3 separate regions of the Homo sapiens genome follow, and regions 1 and 2 are each linked to region 3. The links are chromatin loops, found by intact Hi-C in ENCODE. Cell type or tissue: PC-9. All regions are shown on one strand.

Evidence for each region. A loop is a pair of places that touch in the nucleus more often than their neighbours do. Peaks named below come from ENCODE experiments on the same cell type or tissue, not always from the same donor. Only the 100,000 strongest peaks of a DNase experiment are listed, where the experiment ranks them.
Region 1: it touches region 3 in a loop (4-fold over the local background); 5 of 110 quality-filtered maps call a loop at or near these places.
Region 2: a loop joins it to region 3, with 12 times the contacts of the local background. A loop is called at or near these places in 8 of 110 quality-filtered maps.

What each region holds. Positions count from the first base shown.
Region 1 is chr12:42,741,184-42,749,183 of GRCh38, forward strand. No RefSeq gene overlaps it. Among named protein-coding and RNA genes, the nearest start is that of LINC02450, 53 kb to the left of the region's middle. In PC-9, no CTCF peak of the experiment used is centred here; a DNase peak (open chromatin) is centred at 3,748; H3K27ac peaks cover 624 bases.
Region 2 is chr12:42,478,356-42,486,355 of GRCh38, forward strand. The region is part of intron 1 of PRICKLE1 (prickle planar cell polarity protein 1); the gene reads right to left. Among named protein-coding and RNA genes, the nearest start is that of PRICKLE1, 110 kb to the right of the region's middle. RefSeq lists enhancers at 823-912, 2,922-3,533, 4,748-4,867, 5,584-6,492, 7,282-8,000 and silencers at 2,408-2,608, 4,558-4,627, 5,018-5,067, 5,138-5,397. In PC-9, CTCF peaks have their summits at 4,599 (motif pointing right) and 4,799; DNase peaks (open chromatin) are centred at 5,646 and 6,006; H3K4me3 peaks cover 2,414 bases.
Region 3 is chr12:42,957,426-42,965,425 of GRCh38, forward strand. No RefSeq gene overlaps it. Among named protein-coding and RNA genes, the nearest start is that of LINC02461, 190 kb to the right of the region's middle. RefSeq lists an enhancer at 3,194-4,393. In PC-9, no CTCF peak of the experiment used is centred here; DNase peaks (open chromatin) are centred at 2,856 and 4,166; H3K27ac peaks cover 3,607 bases.

The DNA.
Region 1 (8,000 bases), 220 kb before region 3:
ACCTTTGAAAGTGACTGCAGCATTTGTGGTTGATTGTCCTGCTATGTGAAACATATTGTCTCTGAGTCCATGATGCTGGAAGGATTGAGCTGCACATATGGTTTTGTAGACATATTATGAGCAGCCAGTGAATATTAATCATTAGCAGCAGTTTTATCACCACCATTATGCAAGTTTGGGAAAGGTACCACAGAGCAGTTAGTAGCAAACCTGCAACAGTAATCATGGGACTACTTTGGAAAGTGATGATCTAGAATTAAATTTCACTCACACGCTTAAAAGCAATTATAAGTAGTAAGAGAGATATATGATTATACCATGGTCAAAAGTCCAGGATATTTTAAAATAGTTTTTAAGTTCCTATAGATTGAAGAATCAAGGAACTTGCACTCCATGAAGCCCTAGTACAGTTTGATTATAAAAATATATATTTTGGCTACTCAGTTTTATAGAAAGAGTAATGTTTATTTGCTCAATTGGTTACGGCTGCTGCAGCTATTGCTTCTCTATTATACACAATCATAAGCACTTGCTTTCTAGGTTTTATAATTGTATAATAGAGACAAAGTTTAACAGGCTATTTCCTGAAAATAAAAAAAAATATTTTTATGAAAATGAATTGAGATGATACTTTAACAAATACCCTTAAGATTAAAATTCACAACTTCAAAGCTGCCTTTATGCAAAGTCGAATCAGTATTTAGAGCCAGGAGAAATCTTAGAGATCATCTAATTTAGTCTTTCTGATGGGTAAATCAAAGCACAGAGAGGTTAAGTGATCAATCCAGTGCCACACAGCTATACAGCACTAGAATTCAAGCCTCTAGCATTGAGTGTACAAACTCATGACATTTACAGATTTAACACTATGGTCTCAATTACATGCCAATGATCTAAAATCCATGAACGGTAGTACTTATAATTTTTCTGAAACAGGGATTTGAATGCACGTATAGCGATGCTGATACACTGAGATGAGTCACTTCCCTGGTGAATGAACCCAGCTGACCACTTGGTATTTAGTCTCAACCCAGCTGTCTTGTTTTCTGCTCCAAAGAGGTCATTTAAATTGTTTGATTATATTTTATTGCCTGGCTTATGTAGCAGGCTCGCAATAAAATGTTTCTTAAAGCAATGAATAAAAGACTGCATTTTATAAAGAGTTATTTGCTGCAGAGGCATTTGAAAATATGAGCATTCAAAATTTCTCATGATGTCAGTCTTCATGAATGTTAACGGTCAGCTGTAGTTTCTATTAATAGAAAGGTCCTCGGGTACAGAGGTAGAGTCCCCAGTGGTTTCTCCAAAGGGAATTTGAGCCAGACCCATTATTTTGTGGGGCTAAAAGGTAAGACTAAAACAGAGACTTAAAATTGTTGAATCAAATTCTTTCAGTTCTAAAACTAGTCCCTGAGATTAGGTTAGGGACTTTTGAAAACTCCAGCCCTTTCCAGTCTTCTGTGTCCTGTTCAATAAATTATTGCTTTAGGGATAAAAAATTTCATGCCTAGATGCTGTATGGTGTAATATGATCAGGATTCCCCTTCTAAATGTATGTATTTGACTTGGGCAAGGCACGTAGCCTCTCTAATTATTGGTTTCCTCATCGGTAAAATTGACAATGATGCCTGCTGCTAGAAAGGTTCTTGGAAGTTCACAGGAGCCCCCTGGGAAGTCTGGGTTGGGCACTCTCCAGGGTTCCTTCCCATCAGCCTCTCCTTCCTTCACGCACAACATTGCAGTTGTCTCTTGTTTGTGTGTGACATTTCACATCAAGCTGTTAGCTCTGGGAGGGGTGGGAGAATGTCTTGCTCTCTTTTCTGTGCAGCTCCGTAAATATTTATTGAATGAATAAAATGCACAATGCGAATGTAAGCAACTGTTGTAATTTCATCTAGGAAGTCTGCTTCCTAATTTGATGGTATTAGTACTTCCTCGACTCTGGGCATGCTCTGACTTCCTGTATTTAGTTTTCTGACCCCCCAAAAAGGCAGATGGAGAATCCTTACAACCCACATAGAGGGGATTTTGGCACATGATTTCACTGTGCCAAAATGTTTATTGGATTGGCATTTTCTGAGCAGGGATTGGGGTTAGCCTACCGTTGACGAAATCTGTTCTTTTTTGTACTTTTCTAATGGAATACTCCAATCCAGTCTCTCACTCAGGGTTAAATAACAAACCTATAGAATAAACATTAAATAATATAGCCATGGGAAGGGCCAGCACAATCTATGGCTCATAGTGAGTTTCACGAATGCTGGTTTTACTGCCCCCCTTGCAAACCTTCCAAACCCAGTTTAGTATTTCTGCTACTGATGATTTTCCTATCTGACTTTGCTGAAGATATTTATGACTCGAGCAGGCTTCTCTCCATAGTAGTCATAAATGAGATTCACCTTGGCCTCACCTTTCTAAATTTTGTGTTGGCTTTAGTCCACCCAATGGTGGATTGAAAGCCAAAGGTGACTCAGGGCAATGTTGGATCTAAAGATTGATTTTTGCAAGTTCCCTGGACGGGGTCCTCACAGTGGGTGGGGCTGACAGCCTTTTGTATGTGTCTCCCTTTCCTGATAGAGTGTGGGAATGTGTTATCTGGCTCCTGGCAAAGCCCGCTTGCTTGTCTCTCTTGCCACGTGATAGCCTCTTCCTGGGCTCCACAAAGACCACACACTCCCTTCCTGCTCAAAAACTTGCCCCTGTTAGCCAAACCAATGTACTCAGCTCAATGGAGAAAGTAGGGGAGGTTGTCTCGTGTGTGTGTGTGTGTGTGTGTGTGTGTGTGTGTGTGTGTGTGTGTACACAGTATACATCAACGAGAGGGCTGTCATTGGATTTTGTATTGGGTCCCATTTTAACTTGTTGCATTATGTCACTGCCCCTACACTGTAACAAGGATCATTGTTTTGAAGACTGGCTTCTCAGGGCTTTTGTTAAGCTAAAAATAATAAAGATTATAAGAAATTATTGAAGTAGAATTGGGAAAGTCCACGACTCTGAGACTGCTTTTAATGCAATAAAGCATTCACTTGCTATAATATTTTATTGTTTTGTTCTCCCCAAAGCACAATTTACAATGGTTTTGTTAAAGGGTTTCAAGTCATTTTGGTAAGTGATCTTTTGTTTTTGTGTCTTGTAATTACCCAGATCAGTTTTTCCTTGACTTCAACTCATCTTAAAAATTTTCAAAGGCTGTGCCAGGATGGCTTAGTGGGCACCAGGTTTCTTGCTAAAAAGCCAGAAAACCACTATATATTTGTTCTGGGGAATTGTAAAACATTAAAAGGTGTAAGGGAGTGTTCTTCTGGGGCCCTAAACCAGTTGCATGCTCTCTCCTAAGCCTAAACCCAAGGCTATCTTTGGCACTGGAATGAAAAAGCATCATGCCAGAGAAAATTATGCTGAAGTCTTTCTTGGGGACTTGACACAACCAGGCTGACACTTCATGAGGAAAGCCTTGTGATTCTGGAGACTTTGCCTGGGGCTGTTTACACAGCCTTCTTTTAAAGACACAGGCCCTTCTAGGGGAAATGCTCAGTGTCCTTGGAACTCCTCAAACCTTTTCACTGTAAGCAAGTTGCAGGCTTTCTTATGGGCATGGAGTCAAGTAAATACACACTTTAAAATGAATTTCTGATGTCCACTCATGAATGTTTCATGTCTGCAAGACATAACATTTTTTTGGAGAGCAGAGGTCTGGTGTAACCACATTTTCGAGGTTGCTTCATTGTTGTAAAACTTGATCTGCAATCCTGTGACACGTGTCCCCAGGGGGAAAAAAACAATGAACACCCATTGTTCCATCAATCATGGATAATCAAGTCCAGTTGCACAACGAGTGCATTGTGCAGAAGAGGAAGCAGTAGCCTAGACAGTGTACCTGTCTTGCTTAGGATCCCCCAGAGCTTTGATCTCTCCCCTCTATTGTCTTCTCTAGCTGTTCCCCACCTCCTGCAAGCCCAGCCCTGTCTTCGTCTCTAGGACTAAACCGCACCTTAGAGACATTAAGGAGCTCCACCCCAGACCCTGAGGCTCAGAGTCAAGTCACTGTTTCTGCTGGGTTGGCTTTGAGTCTGCCTTAGACTTTGCACCCCAGCTATGAAAACTGACCTTCTGAGACTCTGCCCTTGTTTCTCATCCAGTCCCTGTATTTGTGTTCCATCTTGTTCCCATGTGCCTGACTCCTCACCAAGGTCACCCAGGGCCATACTTTCTCCACAAGGGGTCCTTTCCTGATCCTGCTAGTTTCCTTTCTAGTGCCTGGAGCCTTTTACTGGGCACAGGCAGGTGACACAAGCTCTGATTTAAAATAACGATGATAACGATAAAGACAGTAGTTAACATTTATGAAGTGCTTACTATGTGCTGGGCACTGCACTTTGCATATGTCATCCTATTTAATCTTCACAGATATGCTATAAAGTAGATATTACTGATATCTCCACTTTTCATTGGATAAACTGAGGCTCAAAAAAGTTGAATACCTTTCTAATCATGACTGTGCTTTTCAGTAGGGAGCCCCTTGCTGAGATGAGAATGCAGCCTTTACTCTAAGACATTGCACTTTTGTGCTGTGTGAAGACAGAATTTTCTTACGCTCAATGCCTGTCCAGATTGCCAAGTGCCACCCCCTCCTGAGTCCCCTGTAGCTCTGCTCTATCTCCTGTTGCGGCACCTAGACTCCATGTCAGGTCTCTCTGGTGAGGCATCCTGATGCTGATGAAACCACCTTTGCAAAATTATATCAGAGAAATCTGACATGGTTGACTCCATCTCGCTTCTGACTGCTAAGCTATCCTCAGTCATTTCTGGGCACATGCCAAACTAACTTTGGGAGGAATTTAGTTTATAGTTTATCCTTAAAGCAAGGATGATAATAGCCCTTCCCAAAACTAAAATGTCTTCAGAAAACTAATGAGAGGCCACAAGGTTAGGATTATGAGAGGTGTCTGAATTCTGCTAAGATATAGATGTAGTATCTATAATCCTTTACTGCTCAGGAGTCATGAGGCCAGAGGTCACAAGATTTGTGACTTCTCCAATTGCTCCTATGGATAACATCATTGTAGAATCTAAGATTGGTCTTTTGAGACTTTTTTAGACTTTTTGGCAACTGACTGACCCTGCCTGGACATGTAACTCATGACTCAACCGGTCCTGTAGCCTCGCCCAGTGGTGAGGACTCAGTGGACAAGGACTTTCTCCACACTCCTATGACTTCATTCCCTAACCAATCAGCAGCACACATTCCCTAGCCCCCGTCCCACCACATTGTCCATAAAAACTCTAACCTCCAAGCCTTCGGGGAGACTGATTTGTGATTTGAGTGGTAACTCTGTCTTGCGTGTGGCTGGCCTCACATCAGTTAAACTCTTTCTCTGCTGCAATGCCTCAGTCTCAGTGAATTGATTTTGTGCAGCAGTCAGGAAGAACCCGAATGGTGATTATGCTGACAGCCCTACTGGGCCACAACTGTTGTCTATTGCCTGGCACTTTGGATACTGCTCTGCTTCCTGGAATGGACTTCTTCCCGTCACAATCACCTGTCAGGGCCAGTTTCACCTCAGCCCCCTGAGTCTTCCCTGTTCTATTATTGTTGATTTGGCTTTGCCCTTGGTATGATGGTATTTAGCTTGCAAGGGACTGAATTGGGTAGTGGGAAAAGAGATGGAGATTTAGCTTGAAGCCAGCATTCAAATCATACAGAGAAAAAACCCACAATTTTAAATGATATCAATGGCTCCTTTGCATTATAGGAAGGAAAGAAAATTTAGGAAGTAACTCTTAAAGTTCAGGAACACAATTTCTAGAGATCTTTCTAGAATACTCATAGATAACTTCGTAAGTTTTCCATAACTGATTATATTGTAAACATTTTAGATGGTCTGAAAAAAACTTGCTTTTTTTCCATCTAAATATGGTAAAATTATCCCTTATCTCTTACAGTTATAATAAATTTAGTCCAGAATTACTCAAAACTAAACTCTTGGTCCATCATTTAAGCTCGAATCAGATTGTACCTATATGAATGCCTGTGTACGTGTTCCCAGCTGTCTGTTCACGTCTACATATGTTCTCACAACGCTTAAGTTTTATCCCAAATATCTAAATCTCCTGTATCAGTCCCATAGAATTTGGGCCACTTCCGACACCTGATCCCTCTCTTCCCCACAAAGAACCTCAGTGCCTTATATATCTGCACTTTTTAAATGTTTTGCACATAGTTCTATTTACTCGGACATCTGCATCCCATCCTCTTCACCTTGACTTGTCTCTGCAGTTTTTAGTTGGGTGGCTTTTTGTTAGTCACTCTATGCCTCCATGACACTGTCAATAAGGTGGGGAATAATAACCTTACACAGAGTGCTTACAGGAGTGATTGGCCTATAGGAAGTTGTGGGGGGTAAAGAAACTCCATCTTGGATGCTAATCTACCATGTTGACTTCTGATTGACCCCAGATCTGGGAAGGCCTCTAAGATTTCCAGTTTATCTATTGTTCATGTTCTTACTGTAAATCCTGCCCTTAGGTCAAAATGACCTTGATGTTATTGTACTTAATATAAATCCTGCCTTTGAGCATCTGTCCTACACATTCCTCCCCTATCCTATAAGAGCTCTGGGTCTGATGGGTAATGTCCGGGGATGCACCATTTTGTCTAACCACCCCCTAAGACACAGACATAGCTTCTGTTCGTAAGTCCCCATTAAATGTGTGTGTTTTTTTTTTTGTTTTTTGTTTTTTTTTTTCTGAGAAACTGGATATGTGAGTCTCTTTCTTTGGTCTCTCAGTTTCCTCAGACTTTGTGGGTAGGTTTTCATAGTCCCACTCACATTGGAATAGAAGTGCTCAATACTGTCTGGCTAAATGTTCTCTCCATCACAAACAGGTAACTCTTTAAGAACTGTTCCGTCTCTACTATATGGGCAAAGGACCTCAAATTATGGGTACAATGAGACTAATACCATTTTCTGAGCACCTTCTCAGCTTTAGCCTCACTACTAAGCACCTCATATTAATTATTTCACTTAATCCTCACAATGACCACAAAGAGGCAGATGTCATCACCCCTGTTTATGGACAATGAGTTTGGGGGTTCAGAGAGGATAAATAAGTTGCTTCTCAGAGACCATGTCTTGGACCACTTTCTACACCTTGGGCTTGCTTGATGTGGTTGGTGTGGTTCTGCAGTATGTTTTTGGTTTCCATGTAAGATAAAGTTAGTGAAGCAGGAGCATTCTTTGGGGACACTGTAGTCTCCCCCAAACTTTTAACATTTTGGAGAATGTAGGAAGTTTTTGGTAATGTGGTTACAGAAGTATGTATTCCTTGTGGGTACTCCAGAAAAAAAAGGATTGTTAGAGTCCAGAGAAAGACCAGGGAATGATGACCATCATGGGATAATGTTAATAAAAAACCCAGATAATTTTGCAAAAGTAACTTATTTAGTTATGTTCATGGGATGAATAATTGAGGACATTGGAAAAGGGCTGGAGATGCCTTGCAACCCCGTGACCTGAGAGTGAGAAACTGAATGACAGGGTGCCCTGGAAACTGTCTGTGATCCCCTCACTGTGGTGGCCCTGCCAAGACCCTGCAGCATGGGGTAGGGGGACTCCAAATCTTTAAGATTTGGAAAGGGTCTGGATGAAGTGGTCCTCAGGGGCTCTGCTGCGTATCTGATGGAGAAAGTGACAAGGCAGGGAATTGTGGGTTAATTTTACCACTACTTCCAAGGTAAATATTTATGATTAGTACTAAGACTTCTATTGGATAGATGGAAAGAAAAACAGAACATTTGACCCTAAATCCCTAACATCCAACTATTATTATTTCACAATTTCTACTATAGGTTCTAAAGAGAGAAGAGCAGAGGAAACAGTTTGGGTAAAAGTACCCAGTTTATTGGTATGGGGCTTTGGTCTCAAATCCTGGTGTGTGGAATGAGCTGGATTGGGGCATGTGTTAGCTGTGAGCATGCCCTTTGCCTGTCTAGGTTA
Region 2 (8,000 bases), 480 kb before region 3:
CTCTCTATAATTTTGAATGTAAATAAACCTCATAATGAAGGAGAAAGAAAAGCAAAACAGTTTTCAGAGATGGGTTTGTTCAGGTTCCAAATAGTCTGACCATTAAGGAGGTGTGTGGAGGGCACAAAACCTTTTAACAGCTACCACCACCATCAAAGATGGCATTGGGAGGGGGTGGTCAAGCACAAGGAACTGCTGTTAGAACTTAATTCTCTAGCAGGTTCATGAGTTCTTTGCAGACACTATTTTGAAAACTAAAAGCCTACTATCAGAGTCAAGTAGAGAAATAAATGTCAAACAGAAAAGAAGGGTATGGTCACAAGGGAGGTGAGAAAGAAGCCCAAGGTCATGTAGAGAGAGCTGGGATACTCTTTTTTTTTTTTTTTAGAAAGGCAAGGAATATCATGGGGCTATTCCATGCAATAGAAAATGGAACAGTTCCATTTCCCTCCTTTGTCCTTTCTCTCGCCTCTTCCTTCAAAATAGTTAAATAGCTATTTCTCATCATTAAAAACAAAGACAAGCAGCTAACAGATGTAAGACTTCTCAATCATCATTGTCAAGAGAACATCTGACCCAAAGGATAAGGGCTATACTTAGGGAATGGAATCTGATGCTCTCAGCATTCAGTAAACTTGGTCCTGATGTCTTCAAAGCTTTGACAAGTCAACAAACATCTTGAGACCTGATTTTAAAAAATAGCCACTATTTGCCTTCCAAAGATGGTCTAAGGATGTTTTAAAACAGAAAAGAATTTCACGACCATAAAGAATTAAAGCTCCTATTGCAACGTACCAATTGGCATTGCTGCTTCCACTGGGACTAAACAGACTTTCTTGAAGCTAACCAGTGACAAATGGAATTGAAACAATATGTTAATAACAAAACCTGAGTTTCATCTTCTTTTTGAGCTTGCGAGAGCTCTAGCCTTCTGAACGGCAGACAATTTTGCCAAGTTATTGACCAACGTTTCCAGCTGCTTCGGTAGCAGCTTCTAACCAGTCCCCACATAAAGCCTCCAATACCATACACATAGCGTGTGTGCGTGCACACATTCGCACACAGCATGTGTAGTGGTCTATGGAGCATGACAGTTTTTCTAGGTAAAGCTTGTTCCCCAAATTCAAGTATGGCCTTATTCATATAACACAGTGATATAATGAGGGGTTCCTTTGTGAAATTTACTTTCTAGGTTCATTCACTGCATTCATTCATTCATCCTTATATTTAAAGTTGTTATTGAACGGTTCTGGGGAATGCCAAAAGGAGCCAACTGACATTTATTCCATTAAAAGCCAGAACTTAGAAAGAAATGTAGCCACCGGGTGCAGTGGCTCATGCCTGTAATCCCAGCACTATAGAGGCTAAGGTGGGTGGATTACTTGAGGTCAGGAGTTCGAGACCAGCCTGATCAACATGGTGAAACCCCATCTCTACTAAAAATACAAAATTAGCCGGGCATGGTGGCGCATGTCTGTAATCCCAGTACTTGGGAGGCTGAGGCAGGAGAATTGCTTGAACCTGGGAGGCAGAGGCTGCAGTGAACCAAGATCATGCCATTGCACTCCAGCCTGGGCAACAAGAGCGAAACTCCATCTTAAAAAAAAAAAAAATTCCATTATTCATCTCCTTGCTTTCTTTCGTGGTGGCACGTGTAAAAATTATATGTGATTTAGCCTTCGGCTGATCATTTGTTTTCATTTTGAGCACAGTAGAAAACACTGGCTTCGGGATTCAAGAAACAGAATGGCCCCTGACCCATACATTTATGATAACTAGCAAACTTTTTGTAGGTTTTTTTCTCCCTGCTCTCATAATGTTTTGATCCCTGCTACCTGTCTCTTATTAAGGTGCCTTTCTCTTTTGCCCACAGCCAACAACCTCCAAACCTTTCAAAATTTGTTGCTTCCGGTATTAGGCAACCATTCTTTGAAAAAGTTTGTCTAAAAGTACACAGAAGCTGGGCATATGCCTATACTCTCAGCTACCTGGTGGCTGAAGTGGGAGGATTGCTTGAGCCCAGGAGTTTGAGACCAGCCTGGGCAATACAGCAAGACCCTGTCCCAAAAAAAAATCTATGTAGTAATTATGGCATGGACAAGGGCTTAAGGACTTCTCCTATAAGCACAGTAACCACTGGTGAAATAAGATAGCATACAGTGTGAGAAGGTGTTATTCAAACTAAAGAGAAGGTTTATTATTTCGTTATGCTATTTTGGCCACTTGGGGATCATTTCATTTTCTACTGGTCTGTATGCTGCTTCCAGGATAGCTAAGGATTATTATCTTGATTGACCTTGACATATACATAAATGAGCCATAACTATGTTTCTGTAAAGAGCTTAATAAGTCAGCACAGTATATGAAGGTCCAGAGGCAGTGAAGAGTGGACGGTTTTGCTAGAAGACAGATTCTTCCAAAGAAGCAACAACAGATGGCAATGGTGTCTGAATCCTATTTTCAAGAATTACACATTTCAGGCAGAAAACTGTGGGCTTATCACTACAGGCAATGGGAAGCTGCAAAAGACATGAATGGAGACTGCCACAAGATACTTCTGGGTCTTAAAGAAGATTAATATGGTAGTGATGGTCAGGAAAAAGATAAAGAACCTGAGAGGGGCCAATTAGTACACTGTCCCTAAGAAAGCTTACACATAGTGACTTGGGGAGGGAAAGTAAAAGGAACTAATAGGAAAGGAAGAAATTGGGCCAAAGACAGTTTTGAGTATTAGGTGATTGACATACCAATACATAAGTACCTTAGGGCAACTCAGAAGGGGAGTGAGGATTTGAGGGATTTCAGGAGAATGAGTTTAATCAGATACATATTGAGGTTGTAACTGTATATCAGGTCTGGTATGATTCCTATTATTCATAATTTTCTTGAACCAAGTCACCAAATCAAAATCATGCAAATAGAAAACAGTAATTGTCAGGGCCTGCCATTGAAAATGAAGTATAAGGTCATATCCCTAATTACATTTTTTTCTCCAATGCAATCCCACTCTAGTTCCTATATGAAGACTACCATGGCATTGTAAGATCCCTATGAAAAAGTATTTCTTGTGTGAACATGCCCAGGGAAGTTAGAAATCCTCTGATCACCAAAAGCCAGAACAGATACTGATTTGTGAAGTCAGTTAGGCCAACATTCCCTAGGTGTCCCCTGCTGCTAAGTGCCATCCGTGGGCTACAAACTGCTTAACAGCTTCTTTGTTAAACTGCTTGTTAACAAGGCCTTAGTGCATGGAAGATGCAGATCACAGGTTCTCCATTCAAAAGCTACTCCAATTCTCCCAGACTACATATGCAGGTGAATTAAATTTAACTACAGACTAATTTAGCAGTACAGAAACATGTCACACATCCATTCTTTTCACAATACAAAATATACCACCCTTATGGATATACACATTTCCTTGTTTAGGATGTCCTTAACTTCAATCGAGATGTGAATTTTCCAGTAAAAGAGACACTAAACTGTCATTTCTTTAAAGGTTTCACACACTCAAGGGGCATTCAGTGCTTACTGTCTACTAAAGACAAAGTCACTGCCAACAAAGCCCAATTCAATTTCACTTATTTGAAAAATAAAAACATAATGAAGTTATCAGGAGATATTGTTTATGAAACATTCCTTTACTAAGTTTTCCATACGAGCAATTAGTGGCATTAGGCCATATGCCCTTTAGTATTTTCTGTATTTTCCAGGTAAACCTCCGTCCAGCATTTTCGAGGTAAACCTCCATCCAGCTTGTACATTTCCCAACAGCTGAGTGGGCTATCACACATCACCCAATGGTCAAGAAACTATCCATTTTTCCAAGAGGAAATGTGGAACTCTTTCAAAGCATTCTAATTTCATGCACAAGTACATTCCATGACAGTAAGAAACAAAAGGAGGAAACATGACGACAAAGCCTGGTCCTCCGCCAGCGCGGCGCTTCTAGGGTCAGATTATCCGCACACGAGTATGTAAAGACAAAATCCAAAATGCATGCCATGGAATGAGGGGCACCACACAAGGCGGTGCTCTAATGAGCCCATTATTTTCCATAATGGGGGATGCAGATATTTTCTCAAAATCGTGTTCTCCTCAGTCTTCTATTGATTTTTTGGATTTCTATTTTCAACAGTGGCCCGAGGAAACGGCAGCCAGACTTGACTCCAATGTACACACAGACTCAGGTTTCGCCCCGTCACCTGTTGGCTCCTGAACAACACTCCTCTTTGTGAAACTTACAGCACCCATTTGAAACAAGTTTCCAGAGAAAACACTTCAAGAAAGTGTTTGAGAAGTCACAAGACTCGAGTTGTAAAAACAAATTCCACACATAGCCTGGCTTATAAGGACACAGACTAACGGGAAAGGCCGAGCTTTTAAAAATGGGGCTGGAGGAAGCGAGAAGGAAAGGATGTCACCGTACTTTGGGAAAACTCAGCCGGCCAATTCTTGATGGGGCTGCCAGTGATGGCTGCAGGGGGTCCCCTGGGTCGTCCCCATCCCCGCCGCCGCAGCAGCAGAGACGCCTCAGAGCGGGCGTCGGCGCCCCCTGGGCCCCGCAAACTCTGCGCTCCAGGCGGCGGCCGCTGCTTAGGCCGCGAGGGGGCGCCCTGGGCCGTGGGTCGACCGGCTCCAGCCCCTCTCTGCGTCCCCGGCCCCAGGAGCCAGAGGCCGAGCTCAGGACGCAGAGGCAGCGAGCGAACCCCTCCTCGGCGCCGACGCGAAGCCCCGAGAGAACAGTGCCCCTTGTCCTCCAGCATAGAACAGTCGCCTTCGAATTCCCCGTTACCCTCCTCCAGCAGAAAGCCTCGCGCCGCTCTTGGCGCCGTGTCACCTCCACGGAGCAGCACTCGCCCTGCGGCTGGACGGTGGGGCCGAGCAGCCACGGGTCCCCACGTCTGTCCCTCAGCTTCCAACGAGAAGCCCCTCGCCGGCGCGCACCCTGCAGCCCTCCCGCGTTCAGTCCCCGCCGCCGGCTGCCATCCAGCCCTGGGACCCAGACAGCGGCTCCCACCTGCGGCCCGGACAGCGGCCGAGCGCGGCCTGCAGCCCCTCGCGGCGCCGGCCCCTGAGCCCTCGGCGCGCACTAGCCGCCCGCCCGCTCTGCGTCTGAAGGAGGCTGGCGGCCCGGAGCGGGAGCGGAGGACTCCCGAAGGAACAGAGGGCTGGGTGCCCTACGAGTCACCCGCACCCACTCATTTCCGGAGGAGACCCCAGCAGGGTGGGGCAGCAAGCACCGGGTCCCCACTACATTGCAGCGGACCGCGCCCCCGGGTCGCGTCCCGGTGCTGGCCCCGCCTGGCGGGCGAGGGGTCGCCCCCGCCCCGCCGTGACGCACTTTCCCCCCCGGCCGGTCCCCGCCGAGCTCCCTGGCGGCGCAGCGCGGCGATCCTCACCCGCTGCAGCCCCTCAGCAGCCGTGAGGCATCCCACAAAAGGTCCTCCAGCTCCGCAGAGACCCTCGGTCCCTGCCGGCGTGACGGACTCTGCTCCCCCGGGTTGGAGTCACCTCGTCCAGGCCACTGCATCCCCCAAGCCCCAGCTCCGCGTCCTTCCAGGATCCTCCTCTGCGGGGAGAAAAACTCGTCTCCGCTCAGCGCCGGGAGCCCGCCTGGGGCCGGCGATCTTCAAAAGTAATCAGAGCCCGCAGTAAAAAAAAAAAAAAAAAAAAAAAAAAAAAAAAAAAAAGTAACCATTTCGTTTCCTGCCGATCCCGCCCTTCGATCCCAGCCGGACCCAGCTCCCCGCTCCCGCCCGCGGGCGGCGCCTGCCCAGCCTGCTCCCGCCGCCGCCCGCTTTCCAGGAACTGTCACTGCTGACCGTGCCCCTGGCCGATCTCCACGAGGTCCCGCGCGCACAATTCCTCGAAAAGTTACCCACCCCCTTGGCCAGCCTAGCGGCTCGAGCACCTACCGCCGCCCGCCCGCTCCATTCTCCCGAGCCCAGTGAGTGAAGCCGCTAAGATGCAAATACCCTAGGACGCTTATGTAAACTTCCCCCTCCCGCAGGTGCACGCGCGGGCCACGAAACGCTGGGAGAATATGAAAGGCCACCTCTTAAAGAAATCATCTCCACTCTGCCCATAACAATGATGTCAGCAAATGGCACATTTAAGCAAGTTCTCACTTAGAAGGGCTCATTAGCATATGAATTCTCTTAGGACTTTCCCTGCATTTCGGAGTGATTCCTACTGCTTAGCGCAGGAGATTTATTTTTATCAGTAAATAACAGCAAAGAAAAGGAGCCAGGTCACGCGATGTACTAACTCAAGTACACTACTGAGAGTTTTTACAAATAGGTTAAGTGAATATCATTATTCAAACACAAGGAAGTGTCCCATACTGAAGCTAATCTTGTTTCTGAGCTATTTGTAGGTACACTGAGAGAAAGTGGAGTTTGGCTTCAGTTGTCTACAGAAAGGGTCAAGAGAAGCAAAACATATCCTCAAAGCAAGCCCAGAAAAAAAATGATAGATTAGTACTCATCAGTAGAGGTCTAATCTCTTCTGAACTACAAATTTTAGTTTCCACTATAGCCTCCTTATCACAAGGTGATAGAAATACCAAGAGAATGAAGGGGAAAATGCAATATTTAAGAGCTTCATCAATTTGTAAAATATCAGTAAATAAAAGCAATTTAAAGTGGTCACCAGTTCCTTTGGTATCTTTTTTTTTTTAAGCTAAAAAATAATCCTGTACCATCAGGATTCCTTGGGATTGATTTGCAACCTATGTGGTTCTACAGTATACACGTGAACAATAGCTCATTGTAACTGTGATTTAAAAATACATAAACAAGTTGCCATAAATAGATCAGTCAAGTAAATCACTCTGTGGCCAAATTCTGTTATCTCAGCTACAAAGTAAGGCAGCTGAGAAGTTTTTTTTTTTTTTTTTTTTTTTTTTTTTTGTTACTCTCTTAAAGTGGCAGAAACAGAAAAGTTGTGGCTCTGCTGGTAGACTAGTTTGGAAACACTGATTCGGACAACACAATTTGTAATTCAAATAGACTCTTTATTGGCCAAATGGATTCCGGTTTTGAAGACGATTCCCAAAACGTTCTGATATAGAACTCTTCTGGCCTTAGGCCTAGTTTAGGGATTTGTGGGAAGACTTCAAAGGTTACCATTTTCCTCTGTGGATCTGTAAAATTAACCATGAATACCTAGGTCAGATTTCCTTTTTCCTACTTCACTCTGTTTGGGCTTCCTCAGGGAAGATTTCAGCTACCTACCTATAGGAGAAATGCGCAATCAATTATTGATTTAAATCAAACTCTGAAATATCATATGATTATGATAAAGGGAGTATCAGCAGGTGAATACATTAAGCCAGGCAGACCCTTTTTGGAATAGCTTTTAAAGGACAGCTACATTAGGCAACAAAATACTTCCAACTACAAACTATAGCAGCACTTATCACTATTAAATGTCAGCCATTGTAAATGTGCTTCCTCTAACGCAGTTACTTGTAAATACGTTTTGTTATATTTTCAACAGGTACTGTCATGGTTTATTACCCATTGTAAGCGTTTTTAGTGATGAAGCAGTGTGGAGACAGTTGCAAGCTTCCTACAAAGGTTCAATCTCAATGAAACAGACTTTAGTCTGGTCTGAAAGGGGTTGTTATTGTCAAGGGTGAACTTATGCAGAATGGAGAGCAAGGCCCCCAACCAGCATCCTTTTGTTTCAGCCAGGTGGAATATTCATGCTTGCAGATCACACTTTAGGGGCCAGTTGAGAAAGGAAGCCCAAAAATTCACAGGGCTTGGTTCCCTCGCTCCATCCTGGTCTTTGCTCTAAGGTCATCTCTACAGAGAAGGCTTCAACTCCCTAACTAAAATATCACCCTCCCTCCATTTGCAATATTTGTCTGCAAAGCACTTAGCATTGCCAGGTATTTACATGTCTATTTGTTTATCGTTCGTTGTCTTTCTCCTTTCCTAGAAGCTGGGGACTTTGGGGACTCACTACTGTATTCTCAGCACCTAGAATGA
Region 3 (8,000 bases):
TGAGGTAAATGGCAATCCTACTGCAAATAAACAGTGCTTTTATATATTAAAAAAGGTATAGTAAATACTATTATGATTACAGCACTAATTCACATCAAAATTCTTTATCACATTAAATTAATTATCAAATTTAAAGTATTTCTCAGGAAATACAAGAGCACCTTAGAGCAAATACAGTGTGAATGCTGGTCACTGTCACAGCCATTGTAAAAACTTTTTCATATCTTTATGATAAAACTTTCTGGCAATATTGTCAGTGTCAGCCTGGGAATGTTCTAGATTCAGAGGTAAGCTTTGCATTTCAATTTTCTCATGTTGATTTTTGTTTTCCTTTTAATTTTTCCTGGATTTGGATATGGCCCAAGTTTTTTATAAGCCAAATCTATGTTGCATTTGCCTTACCCAGATTTAGGTTCCTTCCCTCTCCTCTCAGTGAATGAAAGCAGCATTAGAAATAGAATTAAATTTTGAGAAATGGAATATGTGTAGTTTAAAGTGAGGCAATTGAAGCAAACCTCAAATTAGATGATAATTCCAACTTTATATTATTGTTGAGCATAAAAAAATGCTCAGGTGACTTCTCTCCTATTTTTATGCAATTTTGTGCTATCTGGCTCTAGCTTATAGCAGAAACAGAAGTTTCTATAAATTGTGTGAAAGGCAGACTTTGCTGCACTTCTCAACACTCTCCAGGATATATAAAAAAACCCAGAAATAAGAACGGATCTAAGATTTCCTGCCTTCTGCTTTTTGAGTTACTCAAGTCTTACTCAGCCTGAGGTTTGGATTGTTCAACAGTTAATCTTATATATTTTTTAATTTGTTGTGGACCAAATATATGTATCCTCCCCAATTCATATGTTGAAGCTCTCTCCCCCAGTGTGGCTGTATTTAGAGTAAAGAAGTAATTAAATAAAGTCATAGTGTGGGGCACTGATCCAATAGGATTAGTTTCCTTATAAGAGGAGACACCACAGAACTCACTCCCTTGCTGCCTCTGTGTGTATGCACTGAGGAAAAGCCATGTGAGGACACAGTGAGAAGGCAGCTGTCTGCAAGCCAGGAAGAGAGCCCTCACCAGCAACTGAATTGGCCGGAACTTTGATCTTTGGATTTCCCAGCTTCCAGAACTGTGAGAAAATAAATTTCTACTGTTTAAGTCACCAGTCTGTAGTATTTTGTATGGCTGCTCAAGCATAACAAACAATATTTCTGTTTCTACTAATGATAAAGGAAGACAAATTGGCTCCAAAAAGGAGATACATTATAGATGAGGGCAGGGACCTGGTTTGTCTTGTTTAATGACTGTCTCCCTAGCACCCAAGGGAGGGCCTGGCTCTTGGCAGGTACTATTTATTTCGCTAAGTGAATGAGTGGATGAATGAATGAATAGGTAAGATATCCAAGCTTCTCATGATAGCTAAAACTGATCACTGAAGTAGATTCCAAAAAAGAGTATTATGTTTTCCCCCTCAAAACTTCTTATATGTATGCTTATCTTATTTACTTCCAATTGTTTTGGAACAGTCCCCACTAAAGGCCATCCTGAGTTTTTAAAAATAGTAATCTCCTGATTCTGTGTGAATTTCACCAGTGTTTCTATGAATGTTGTCTCTTGTTTCTAGGATCCATTTCAGCATACCACAGTACATTTGGTTGCTATGTCTCTCCAGTCTCCTTTGGTCTGTGACTGTTTCCTAGTTTTTCCTTGTTTTTGATGACCTTGAGGCATACTGGCCAACTATCTGGTGTAATGTCCCCCAATATAGATGTTTCTGACATTTTTCTCATGATTAGAATGGAGCTATGGGGTTTTGGAAAGAATACCACAGAGGCGAAATGTCCTCCTTATCACATGATGTAAGAAGGTACATGGTATCCACATGGAATCACTAGCAATGTTAAACTGAAGTTGTTTGTACCATGTTAATATAATTACTTAACACATCTATAGTTAATTCAATGCTATGGTCTAAATGTTTGTGTCCTCCCCAGATTAATATGTTAAAACCTGATTGATGATCAGTGTGATGGTGTTAGGACGTGGGGTATTTGGTAGGTGATTAGGTCATGAGAACAGAACCCTCGTGAATGAGATTTGTGCCCTTATAAAACAGGCTCTAGAGAGTTGCCTTGCCCCTTCCACCACCCTGGGAGGACACAGCTAGATGGTGCCATCTATGAACCAGAAGAGGCCGTCTCCTCATCTGGCTGTGCCTTGATCTTAGACTTTCCAGACTCTATGAGAAATTGATTATTGTTGTTTATAACCACTCAGTCTAAGGTATTTTGTCACAGCAGTCTAAATGGACTAAGACATGCAAAAATGTCACTTTAAACTTTCTGATATAGAAGATCTCAATCTCATCTCCTTAAATTCAGAAATGAAAACCTCTCTTCTTCTGCTTATCTTCTAGAAAGTAAGATTATGTGTGTATTTTCGTGTGTGGTCTTACGCACAATAAATACTATATAACCTAATATTTTCCTCTTTGTCTGAAGAACAATGGTGAAATATGCTTAATAAGTTAACAGGGAGGAATTTTCTCTAAGGTTCTTGGTTCATTTCTGAGATCCAGATAGGAACTTTGATGGCAGGGGGCTCAACTTAGCCCTCCCAGTATTAGCACATTAGGTACCTTATAAAGTGTAATTTATTTAATGTCCCGCCAGCCATACCACCCTTAAGTGTGATGTCATCAACACATTAAATGAGAACATTTGAGACTTCCAAGTTAAAAAAGAAGTAAATTTTGGCAGGGAACTCAGAAGGTGGTACGGAAGCGGTAGTGTGGTCTCCTTTCAGTTGCACCTGAGTAATGCAGTAATGCTGATGAGTAATGCAGAGGTCAGTGTGCTGGGTGCTGATCAGCAAAAATAAAGAGATATAAAACTGAGAGTCAGACCCCTTTATTCTTAAAAAACACTGAGATGTTTCCCTCTGCCTGATTTTTTGTGGGAATATTTATACTGGAACTTATCCAAAGTTGAGTCAAGTCCGGGTGAGTGAAGCAGCCTCCAGGGAATAGTGTGCCTGTCCAAAACAGGTAATTACCTTGGCCAGAGTTTGCTATATGAATGCACACTTTGCTCCCAACAAAGCCTTTAACTTGCTCAGCCTCTCTCTTGAATTGGGCCCATTGTGCCTCACTAAACTTTTGAAATTTTATTGGCTCTTCATATTTTACTTTCTGTCTTTAGATACAATTTAACGCATTTACTGTCACAATGCACTCAAGCGCTGTGACTAAGAAAGTAAGAGATAACTGTGGATAGACAAGAAAGAAAATTTCTAGATTGAAGATGCACGTTGACTCAAACTGTTATTTCAGAAAGAGCATCTTAATGTCTTCTAGATCAATAACTCTTTTTGAATATCTTTTATGTGCAAATCAGTATGTTAGATTCAAATATGTACAAAGAGAAATAAGGAATGGTGCTACCTTTACATAATACGTTGTGAGACAAGGATCAAATCCATAATTAATCAATAATCAAATCCAGCATATAGATATATAACTATATTTATTCATTTATTTATTTATTGAGACAGAGTCTCATTCTGTCACCCAGGCCGGCGTGCAGTGGTGCCATCTTGGCTCACTACAACCTCCGCCTCTTGGGTTCAAGTGATTCTCTTGCTTCAGCCTTCTGAGTAGCTGGGATTACAGGTGTGCGCCACCACACCCAGCTAATTTTTGTATTTTTAGTAGAGATGAGGTTTCACCATGTTGGCCAGGCTGGTCTCGAACTCCTGACCTCAAGTGATCCACCCACCTCAGCCTCCCAGAGTACTGGGATTACAGGCGTGAGCCACCTCACGTGGCCAGCATGTTAAATATAGTAAAAATAGAATGAAAATATAGCAATTGATTTTGTGAAGCTCTTTACGTTGTTAAAATAGAGGTATGCAAATTGGATGAAAGCTCACTTTGTTAAGAGGTAAAGGGAAACCTTAAGTGGCTTGCATTTGGTTATCCATAAGCATTCTGAGTCTCATAGATAAAACCTGGGATTTTATTATGAGGTTATTATCACACTGAACTAGAAGTCAACCTCAGACCTCTCAGCTGCATAACTTGGCAGTTCCAAATACTGCGCCCACATTCCTTGGCAAAAACAAGCTCCCAAGAATTTTGAGTTCTTAACCTCTACATTTTCTTGGTGGTATGTCATCAACCACACCTGTAGGCACGATCTTTGTTCCTTTAACATTCCATTGAGCTTTGTACAAACAGTTAATCTACCCAACACATACTCTCAATTTTCAGAGTATTGGATGATGCAATAAATATTGAGAGACTTGCAGAGATAAAACAAGCGAAAGCATTCTAGTGATTCTTATTTTTTATTAATTCTGAGATGTCTTTCATAATCTATGAATTTTCTATTTAGGTTTTATTTTGAAAGGCACTGGCCCAGAATAAAGACTCTTATCTCTCATTTCTAGGAAAGGCATTGTGTCTCAGGGTATCCTTACCTTTTTCGGTTTGTTTTCTCCATATTTTGGGCCTGGGAAGGGTAGGAGCTTGATTTTTCTTGTTTTCATATATTCCCAGCAATGCATTTAAAATAAAATTTTATATTTGATTCAGCATTTAGGATCTTATTGTTCAAGGGCTATTGAAAATATTTAGTTCACCATACTTTTTAAATTCGAAGTTTTCTCTAGAAACTCAAAGGAAGTGGAATAAATGAGTATGACTTTATCTCATTCTTTTCAGCTCTATCTCATGCTCTAGCCATAAAACACTCTTTTTTTTTTTGCAATGAATAAACCAGGTATTGCAATCAGTTCATTGATATAATTAGAAAACACATAGAATTCTATTAGATTGTCTTCTATACTTTCTGCAGCACCATTTCCACTCTCAGCCCCCATTTCACTCCCTAAAGCAACTTCCAGTAGCCAGGATATTTTAGTGGTTCTTGTGGCAATAAGAGATGTGACCTGGTCCTCTCCTGAAAGAGTAATAGAAAGTCAGACTTTTTTTTTTTTTTTGGCTTTTTATCCATGCAGTCTTATCTGATAAACCTTGCCTCGTGGAAGAGAGTTTCATGGTGGAACGTGGGTTGGTGTACTGTTGTTAGGGCTCCAGATAGAATTGGGGTTTTATCTAAACAGCCAGAAGGGTCAGTTAAGATACAGAAGTAATGATGATGAGATTGGTAATGATAACAAATACATATCAGTGCTTACTATCTGCCAGGCATTGTTTTATGCATTTTACATATTGAAACCATTTGGCCCAGAAATGATAAAAAGAAGACAAATTTCAGTTTTGTTTTACATTAGCAATAGGTGATTAGTTACATCTGGGCCTTTTTTATATGTTTATTTAGTGAGTTAATAGTTTAGGTTTTTGTTTTAGAGGCAAGTGGTAGGTAAGAATAGGTGTGTCTTCTTTGCATTTAGGACAAAAAAATTGAGAACTACACTAGATACAGAGTTAACTAAATTAAATTAATTAAACTATAACCCTTAGAGCCCTTTCCATCATTTGTATACAACTGGTGTCTATCACCCGGCAAATGAGCAGAGAAGAAAATGAGTTATTGTCTGCCTTTATACCTGCCTGTGTTCCTCTATAATTTTCAGCAAATATTTCTTCTTCTTTTAAGTGTTCCCTCAATGCCAGCTGTTATGTTAAGAACTGAGATGACAATATTGAAAGAGCAAAGAAGGTCACTGGGCTATGGAGGTTTACAATCTGCTGGAGGTTATAGACAAGTAAATGAGAAATTTAAATACAGTTGGATAAAGTAAAAGAGAAATCTCAGTTTCTTCTACTCTCAGATACCTAGTGTCTATTATTTTGAGATTTTGCTATTTCACTATTTTGTGAATTTTGCTTAGTGAATTGCTATTCATAAATTGCTATTAGTGAATTTTGCTATTTCACTATTTTGAGATTTTGCTATTAAAGTAATGTTGAAACATTATACAAAAAAAAAGAATCTGCTATATGGAAATGAGAAAACCTTAAAGAAATTGTGGCTGTGAGTCCATGAACTTCTGCAATGATGATTCCATGGCATGGTGAAATTTTACTTAATAAAATGCATTAGTGCAGACAAGCTGTAGTTTTAACATTCCCATGTGTATAATTTAAGAAGACGGCAACAAATTGGAATAGCACCAAATGAAACTCAGTAATAAGTGTCTGTTGAACGGATGAATAAAGAAAAACAAAACTGACTAAAGAGCTCTTCCTCTTGCCTCTTAGTTGAGAAACATTTGAATTATTCTTTGTAACATGCTTAATTTCATTCCTCATGTTAATGACTGCCTTGCTAGATCTCAATTATTTTTTCAGGTTTAATCTGTCTTTGTAAGAAATTCAGTAATTCTCTTATTTGTTCCGTTTTAGGAACATCTGTTGCAAATCTAGTATTGAGTTTATTTGAAACTAACAGCTGCCCAGTAGCCCATCAAAAGAAATAGCCTAGGTGAAAGCACCCTGTAGATTTCTTTCTAAAAGGTTCAGTTTCTAAAAATTTACCTTTCATTACATTTAAATTATGTGATATGAAACATATAGGGATGGCAACAATTCTCACTGTTAAGCACGATGGATCAGTATTTCGTGCTTATAGTAATCCTGATGTATTTAATCCAAATATTTAGATATTTCAAAGCTACAGAAGAGAAGAAAATGTTATAATTTGAACTTGAGGCCATCTGGCTTATCTGGATCTTGGCTAACACTTTCCAAGTGAAGTGCCCCTGCCTAGACTCTGCAAGTTTCTTTGACAAATTCCCAACTCATGTCTTTCTACAAATTATGTTAAAATAAATTTGAACGGTATAACAGTGAGTCTTTGAGTGGAGTTTGCTTTTCAGAACTAAGCAAACAACAAGCTACTACTAAAATAATCATTAAAAAGAAAACCACAAAACTGCTACCAGACTAGACTCTACAAATCTTGAAGCCTGTGATGCCTGTCTCAGAAGTTTTAGCTAATTTAGCAAGGGGCATTTGTGAAATGCTAGCAAAGACTCCTCTGGCCACATAAAATATGACAGCAATCATATACTCTTTAAACTTTGAATTTGTAGATTTGCTCAACGCCCAAATAGGACTTATGCTCATACAACTTAACTTTTGTGTAGAGTCTACTGTTCTAAGCTTCTACATACTGGCACTGTTCTAAGCTTCTATATACACTAGACAACAATCGTTAGAAGTGAAGACTGTTGCTAACCTCAGGTTGTAAATGAGCAACTGAAGTCGAATAACTTATTTATAGTGACACAGCAAATGGATGGGTAAAGTCTAAGGTCACTAAGCTAGCAATGGGAGGGTTAAAATTGAGACCCAGGCCTCTCTAATTCAAAATTCTATCTGCCCTACTGCAGTTGACGGCTCATCTTTTGGCAACTGCCTGCAAGAGTACAAAAGTAACCAAGAAGACACTAAGGCAGAACTCAAAACACAGCAACACTGTGTACCTCTATGGCAATATGCTGCTTCTCTGTTTTTACCCCATCTCCTAAACGTGAAGCCCTTTCTACCTCTTGCCTCTCTGCTCATTTCCTTTGGTCCCCACATTGTTTATTCCTACTATACATGAATACAGGCAATTCTTTCTAAAAGCTTATGGGAGACTGATAAAATGTCTACGTTATCAGAAGACAAAAGGGGAATCAAAAAGTATCTAGAAAAAAGGACTTCACAGAGACCAAAATATATTATTCAGACCTCAAAATCAGGTTTTGTTTTACAGTACTATTTCAATAAACTGACTATAGAGAATCATTAATTGATGACATTCTAGATTTGGAAAGAACCATAGAGAGAATCAAGTCAATCTCTTCACTGTAAAGTTGAAAGAAATGTGGCCTAGGGAGCAGAGATGACTTGTCCAAGATGACAAAGCCAGCAAGTGGCAGACCTGAGACTTCGCCATGGGGACCTTCAGGCTCAACTCATGTTCTCTCCTCTGACTCCTTGTTACAGAAACCCCCTCCTCGGCACACAGGATGGCTGCTTGGCCTC